Linked DNA regions of Mus musculus: regions 1 and 3 are each linked to region 2. Evidence: chromatin loops called from intact Hi-C (ENCODE). Cell type or tissue: left cerebral cortex. All regions are shown on one strand.

The links. Peaks named below come from ENCODE experiments on the same cell type or tissue, not always from the same donor. Only the 100,000 strongest peaks of a DNase experiment are listed, where the experiment ranks them.
Region 1: it touches region 2 in a loop (2.2-fold over the local background); 3 of 42 quality-filtered maps call a loop at or near these places.
Region 3: a loop joins it to region 2, with 5 times the contacts of the local background. A loop is called at or near these places in 24 of 42 quality-filtered maps.

What each region holds. Positions count from the first base shown.
Region 1 is chr5:142,841,193-142,843,692 of GRCm38, reverse strand. No RefSeq gene overlaps it. Among named protein-coding and RNA genes, the nearest start is that of Gm52793, 12 kb to the left of the region's middle. In left cerebral cortex, a CTCF peak has its summit at 1,159 (motif pointing right); no DNase peak of the experiment used is centred here.
Region 2 is chr5:142,550,209-142,552,708 of GRCm38, reverse strand. Radil (Ras association and DIL domains) reads left to right here and starts at 1,611. Exons shown (of 15, transcript NM_178702.4): 1 at 1,611-1,729. In left cerebral cortex, a CTCF peak has its summit at 1,558; DNase peaks (open chromatin) are centred at 1,510, 1,879 and 2,243; H3K4me3 peaks cover 1,064 bases; H3K27ac peaks cover 839 bases.
Region 3 is chr5:142,477,487-142,479,986 of GRCm38, reverse strand. Ap5z1 (adaptor-related protein complex 5, zeta 1 subunit) reads right to left here. Exons shown (of 17, transcript NM_172725.2): 17 at 1,272-2,500. Among named protein-coding and RNA genes, the nearest start is that of Ap5z1, 15 kb to the right of the region's middle. In left cerebral cortex, a CTCF peak has its summit at 1,025 (motif pointing left); a DNase peak (open chromatin) is centred at 1,023.

The sequences.
Region 1 (2,500 bases), 290 kb before region 2:
CAGCTACAGTGTACTTACATTAAATAAATAAATAAATAAATAAATAAATAAATAAATAAATCTTATATTAAAAAAAAAAAAGGCAGAGAGGATGCAGGCCTCGAGGCAGGTGAGGAGCTTTACTAAGCCTGATACCGTGTGAGCTTCGTCCCTGAAACCTACAAAGTGACACGGTGCCTCTGTGCCCTTTCTCTCTGTCAGAAGACTCACAGGGGAGATAGACCAGGTTCATAGCTAGCTAGCTGCTGCTTTGAAGGTAGCCTCTCTGGGATGGTCTCATGTAGCCCAGGCTGGCCTTGATCTATGTAGCCAAGGATGACCAGGAAACTTTTTGGTTTTCGTTTTTTGTTTGTTTTTCAAGATTTATTTATTTATTTAATGTATGTGAGTACACTGTAGCTGTACATATGGCTGTGAGCCTTCATGTGCTTGTTGGGAATTGAATTCTAGGACCTTGGCTCTCTCTGATCAACCCCGCTCGCTCTGGCCCAAAGATTTATTTATTATTATACATAAGTACACTGTAAGCCGGGCATGGTGGCGCACGCCTTTAATCCCAGCACTCGGGAGGCAGAGGCAGGTGGATTTCTGAGTTTGAGGCCAGCCTGGTCTACAGAGTGAGTTCCAGGACAGCCAGGGCTCTACAGAGAAACCCTGTCTCGAAAAATAAACAAACAAAAAACAAATAAGTACACTGTAGCTGACTCCAAAGGCACAAGAAGAGGGAGTCAGATCCCATTATGGGTGGTTGTGAGCCACCATGTTTTTGCTGGGAATTGAACTCAGGACCTTCGTAAGAGAAGTCAGTGCTCTTACCCCTGAGCCATCTCACCAGCCAAACCTGGAATTTCTAATTCTCTTGCCTCTACTTCCCAAGTTGGGGGGGGGTTATGGGTATGCAGCACTGTGCATGGCTTATGGGGACCCAATCCAGAAAGTGTGCGTGCTAAGTAAGCAGGTTATCAACGGAGCCCCCCTGTACTTTCCTGATTTTTGTAATAGAGGATCAAGACAGCAGGGGACAGACCCAAGAAGCTGTGACCCTTCACCCTGTCTGCCACCAATCACCTAGGTGACCCTTCCCCATATCAGCTTCATGGAGGTGCTGGGAGCCTCTGCTGTGGTCGCTATAGAGACAGGGCAAGTGGCCAGCAGGTGTCACCAAAGTCCGCAGAATCCAGAGGAACCATAAAGATGGTGGGGGGCGCTGAGGCCCCTCTCCCCCCAGGTCTCTTCTAAGCACTAAGAGCGATCATCCCAGACTGCTACAGGTAAAACTGTCTGCTGTGGACAGGAGCGACCTACCATCAGCCATCAGCGTGCGCACAGCCCAGGACAACAAAGAGGAAGGGAAGTATCCCTTTCCCTGCTGTGGAGAATTAACAGGGCTCCAGGTGGTCTGGATGAGTCATGGGGTTTGTTCTCTTTGTGAAATTGTGACTAAGGCTGGCCTGGAGCAGGGTGTAACACAGGGACTGTTCTTGGCTTTGTTTTGATTGGTTGGTTGGCTTTTCTGAGACAGGGTTTCTCTGTGTAGCCCTGGCTGTCCTGGAACTCACTCTGTAGACCAGGCTGGCCTGAAACTCAAGAAATCCACCTGCCTCTGCCTCCCAAGTGCTGGGATTAAAGGCTGTGCACCACCCTTCACCACACACCCAGCTCATGGCTGCTCTTGTTTTTCAGGGCTCCAAGTATCTCTAGTAGGAAGCTATTTACCCTGGTAGGCCGGGCACAGGGAGGCTTCATCTTAACCTCACCATCAGTCCACACAGAGCCAGATCTGCCTTCTTCTGGCCCGCATGGACCTCCTGATGTGGCCCCCTGAACTCTGAGCTCTGAATCTAGGACTCACGCTTTTTTGGTTCTCAGTCATCATGGGCTGGAGAGACCAGAACACTCACCGGATACTAGGGTCTCTCAACCCTATTCATCTCCCTGAGAGTCTGGCAAGTTTCTGGCTTGGGGCCTCAGTGTGAGGTCTTTCTCAGTCCCCATGAGGCCCACACTGTTCTTAAATGAATTCTTAGCCATGCCAAAAAGTGAAGCAACCACACAGTAAGTGGTATTTGGATCACAACAGCAGCTTCTACTCCGTCCCTGAACTTTCTAGGGGAATGCACGTCTTGTTTGGTGGTTGCTATGGTCCCTGGGGCTTAATCAGGAGCAGGAAGGGCCTGGCTTCTCACTGTAAGAACCAACTTCTGCCTTTTCCTGGAACCTAAGTGCAAAGCTTTGGGAGGATGTGTCCCCACCCCCGAGCCCCAGCCACTGGGAAGGGTTGATACTTGTTGATCTACAGTATCGTATAAAATAGGCAGAGTGCAGGGCTATTATTCTAGCACTTTCGAAGGTGGAGACAGCACACCTCCCCATTGTCTGCCTATCTATCCATTCTGTTGCCTATATGTCCGTTCATCATCTATCCATCCATCTGTCCACCCACCAAACCACCCATCTATCAATCCGTTCATCTATCCACTGTCCATCTATCCTTTCATTC
Region 2 (2,500 bases):
AACATGGGGCCATTACTTTACAGCAGCGGTTCTCGACCTATGGGCCACAACCCCTTTTGGGATTGCATATCAGGTATCCTGCATACCAGATATTTACATCCCAATTCATAACAGTAGCAAAATTATAAAGTAGCAGTGAAATAATTCTATGGTTGGGGGTTACCACAACATGAGTGTTTTAGTTAGGGGTTCATTGCTGTGAAGAGATGCTATGACCAAAGTAAAAGAAACATTTATCTGGGCCTGCTTACAGTTTCAGAGGTTCAGTTCATTATCATCATGGTGGGAAGCATGGCAGCATCCAGGCAGGCATAGTGCTGGAAGAGGAACTGAGAGTTCTGCATCTCGATCCGCAGGCAGCAGGAGGCTGACCATATGTCATACTAGGTGTAGCTTGGGCATAGGAGACCTCAAAGTCCACCCCCACAGTGACACACTTCCTCCAACAAGACCACACCTCCTAATAGTGGCACTCTCTATGGGCCAAGCATTCAAACACAGAAGTGTATGGGGCCATATCTATTCAAACCACCCAGTGAGGAACTGTATTAAAGGGTTGCAACATTAAGGAAAGTTGAGAACTACTTCTCTACAGTATAGTTCTTGACAAACTGCCCACAAAAAGATATACTTCTCGGGTTAGGGTGTGCAGTTTGAGATCACTGAACATACCAGAGAGAAGTCAAAGCAAAATACATTATTTGGGTCAAGGACCTAGAGCTGATTTGGTCCCATTTTGCATGGTTTAAAGTTAGTCTGCCATAATTTGACTTGTGTTTTTAAAATTCTGGCTGCTTAGGGTTGAAGTGATTCAGTTGGTAGAGCATTTGTATTGCATACATGAGGCCCTTGGTTCGATCCCCAGAACTACATTAACTAGGCATGGTAGTGCAAGCTTGTAATTCCAACACAAGGACAATGGAGGTAATAGCATCAGGAGTGCAAGGCCAGCCTTGGTCACATGGAGTTTGAGGCCAATCTGGCATCTATGAGACCCTATCTAAAATGTAAAATAAAATTCTACGAAGGATACATTAAAATTAAAGAACTGGGGTTAAATGCTGACAACACACACTATATACACGTATGCAATTGTCAATGAATAAATAAAAATATATTCAATAAAATAAAAGTCTGGCCTTCCTGTCCCTGGTCAGTTTCATGCATATTCAGTTATGTACCTGTCCATCTTTGTCCACCCCTCCACCTTCGTCCACTAACTGGGGTGGAGGCCAAACACCACCTACTTGATCATAGAGTACACAACCCCAAAGCAGGGGGGCCCAAGAACAGGCCACGCCCTTCTTTCCTGCAGCCCCGCCCCTTGAGATACCACGACTCGACTTTGGGAAACTAGCCCCGCCCCCTTGCCGAGGCCACGCCCACTCAAAGGCCACACCTCTTAGAGAATCGTTCTTACCGTTGGGGACCAGAAGGGGGCGCTAGCGCACAGCCTATCTTTCTCGGTCGGCCAGGCCCGCCCTAATACATGTGACCCCGCCCACTCGAGGCTCCGTCTCTGCCCATTGGGCGCTGAGGTGTCAAGTTTCTGTTCGTCTCGCCCGACTCCCCGCCCTTAGAGGCTCCGCCCCCAGAGGCCCCGCCCCTTCGGAGGCCTCGCCCTGTCCGTTGCGCGGCCGGCAGGAGGCGCTTCGAGCCGGGCGCCAGCTCGGCTAACGGCGGGCGTGGGAGCCGCGCGCGGGGGACGCAGCTGACAGGCTGCGCTGAGGTGAGTGCGGGGCGCGAGAAGGAAGGTCAGCAGAGGCCGAGGATGGCCCAGGAGGTGCGGCTGGGCCACTGCGGGGACCCGCGGAGGGTGCGGAGACCGCGGGCTGAGACACGGGTGGCGGGGCACGCGCTGGGGCGGGGCCGCGCTGGTCACGGTCCCCACGGCGAGTCCGGGCGCGATGGAGGCAGGCTTGCTCGGTTGCCATGGAAACCGGCGAGCGCACGGGGCCTGGAGCGGCCCGGGGGAGCTGCACCTGAAGGCCGGGTGGGCGCGGGTTGCGTGGCCCCGTGGACTTCCAGGGGCAATCCGGGTTCCGTCACTCGTGGCCAAGGGACCTTTCCAGGCCTCAGTTTACCTGGTAGTGCTTTGGAGGTGCAATCTAACCTGGAACAACCCGAAAGAGCTCAAGGCGGGAGTCCCGCACTCGCCCACCAGGATGGTGGTGACACCCCCGCCTACACCCGTCCCGCATCGCGTCTCCTCCCCATCGGTGTGCCCGCGAGAGGCATTGTTTCTCCAGCTATTTCTGTATCATTTCCAGCCAGTCCCCCGACAAGTGCCGCGCCTGAGACAGATGCTGAGCTGGAGCTCCGAGGCCCTCAAAGGGATCTGGCTTCTGTCCCTGGGGAGCCCTGGGATGGGGGCCTGACAGGCTGCAGACCTGCCCGGCCCAGCCTCTGTCGCCTGTCGAGTGTTTGGTTAATCTGAATTACCAAAAAGAATTTGATTACTGGTGTCTCTCGGTGCTGCGGGCCACCTCTTGTGCATTCC
Region 3 (2,500 bases), 73 kb after region 2:
GTGGAGAGCAACTGAGGAAACCAACCACTCCGCACCAACCCCCAGCCTCTCCATTGCAGGCACACACACACACACACACACACACACATTCATACCACATATTAAAACCTTGGCATGTGTGCAAACGGGTTGTCAAGCATTCATATGAAAGGTGATTATAACAGCCGAGGAGGTGTAAAAGCTTCACCAACGTCACGGGGGCCTAGGAGCCTGGAGCCCAAGCCTCTAGCCAGACGAAGGTAGGAAGAGTGGCTGAATACCGTATGTGACCCTCTGAGGGGCCAGGGCAGCCCCTGCCATCTGAGTGGGCACTTGGCTTTGTCTGGTGCTCAACAAGAAGAGGGCAGTGTGTCTTCAAACACCTCTGCCCTTGTTCAAGCTGGCATGGCTTCATCAACTTTCTGTGCAGTGCTGGTGGAGCCATGTACCCTGTGACTGAAGGATGCCAAGGTTCTGGGCTGCAGAGATGGCTCAGTGGTTAGGATCACTAGGAGTTCTTCCTGAGGACCTGGGTTCAATTCCCAGCACATGGGGGCTCACAAGCTTGCGACTCCAGTTCCAGTGGGTCTGAGGCTCTCTGACCTCTGCATGCAAAACATGCGCATGGCGCGCTGACATGCATGCAGGCAAAAACACTCACTGAATAAAGCAAAAGGCTAATTTTTTTTTTAAGTCACTAATGACACTGTCCTTCCTGCCCTCACAGGAACAGATAGCACTCCCTGAACACATCTGTCCAGGCCCAGCTCGGGGAGGGAGTTTGGCCCGGGCCCAACAGGCCTAGTGGTAACAAGTAAAGCTCTCCCTGAACGTGAATCCGGACACGAGGCCCACGTGGGCTTTAGTAACCCCGTGGCCTCGATAGGTGCACCCCACTTAGCCGCACACCTCAGCCGGAGCCTAAATTCAACTTTTCCTGAGGGAACTCCAGCCCCAATACAGAGCCCAGAAACAAAGTGAAGGATGGAGTTGTGGGTGGGGCCAAAGGCGTGCGCATCAATAAACTGGTGCGGTGGCGCCATCTGGTGGCCATGTGCTGTCAGTGCCTGAGTAGTTCTGAAGAACTATCTGTCCAGGGCTCAGGAAAATTGCAAAAATTCTCAGCAGGCAGGAGCCTGCACCCTTGAGCACCATGAAACCTGGAAGCCTCTGTGCAGAACCACTGGAGCACATAAAAGTCCTCCAAGTCTAGCCTTCCATATCCTTAAGTTAGGAAGCAGCATAATTAGGCAAACACCACCTGCATGTGGACCCAGAAGACACCGCGCCCTCATGAATACACCTTGAGTTTTATTTAGCTTTTAAAATGTCTTATGTGACCAAGGCATGGCGTGCGTTCTGAGAGTTGGTTCTTGCTTTCCAGCTCGTTCTTCCACTGCTGTAGCAAGCCTTTGAGCTTTGAACTGCTGTCTTCACAGCTACATACACACCATGGTACGCAGCCTTACACATGAGATCCAGGGGTCAACCCTGGGTCATCAGGGGCATCTAGCAAGGCCTTTTATGTGCTGAGTCATCTTCTAGGCCCAATTTCTTTTGTAGCCCAGGCTGCATTTCAAGTTGTTACCTAGCCAAGGCTGACCTTGAACTTCTGACCTTTCTCGAACTTCACTCCACCTGCTGAGTGCTGGGATTGCAGTGTGCACCCCATGCCTGGGGTTACACTCAGGATTAAACTCAGGGCTTTGTGAGTTTCAGCTCCAGAGCATGTCATTTCTGTCACATCAAGGACACAGGAGCCAATCAGGGGACCCAGGTATTTCCCTCAACAGAGGGCAGGGTGGGAAGGCAGCAGCCCAGGCTCCCTGGCTCTCCAAGTCCAAGGAAGGCAGAGAGAGGGGCCTGGGCTGTACACAGCACTGGAAGATTTACTTGGTGGCAGGCACAATGGCTCAGTAGGTAAAGGCGCTTGTCACTGAGCCAGGCAACCAGCCAAGACCCACATGGCTGAGGAGAGAACCGAGTAGCAAAAGCTGTCTCCTGATCTCGTGTGCACTGTGGTGTGTGCAAGCACATACATGTAATATTAAAGAATTCTCTTTTGGTTTTTTGAGACAGGGTTTCTCTGTGTAGTCCTGGCTGTCCTGGAACTCACTCTGTAGACCAGGCTGGCCTTGAACTCAGAAATCCACCTGCCTCTACCTCCTGAGTGCTGAGATGAAAGGCATGTGCCACCACTGCTCAGCATAAATAATTCTTTAGTTTATTTTTCCTGCACTGCTCCCTGCCCCCAAATCCAGAAATGAGTAACAGCAGCAAGCAGACCAGGCCATTTCTGCTCGGCCTAGGAAGTAACACTCAGTCACCTACCGGCTGCTCAAGGCTGACTGGCCAGCCACAGAGACAAGGTGAGATGACTCATCCCCAGGGGCTGGTGATCCCATCCTGACAGTCATGTCCACCATGCCTCACGAGTCACCCACGCCTGCAGCTCAGCTCCAATACTGCTGACTGCCCAGGCTCTCACGCTGTAGCTACTGTTCAGGTGGTGACTGTCCCT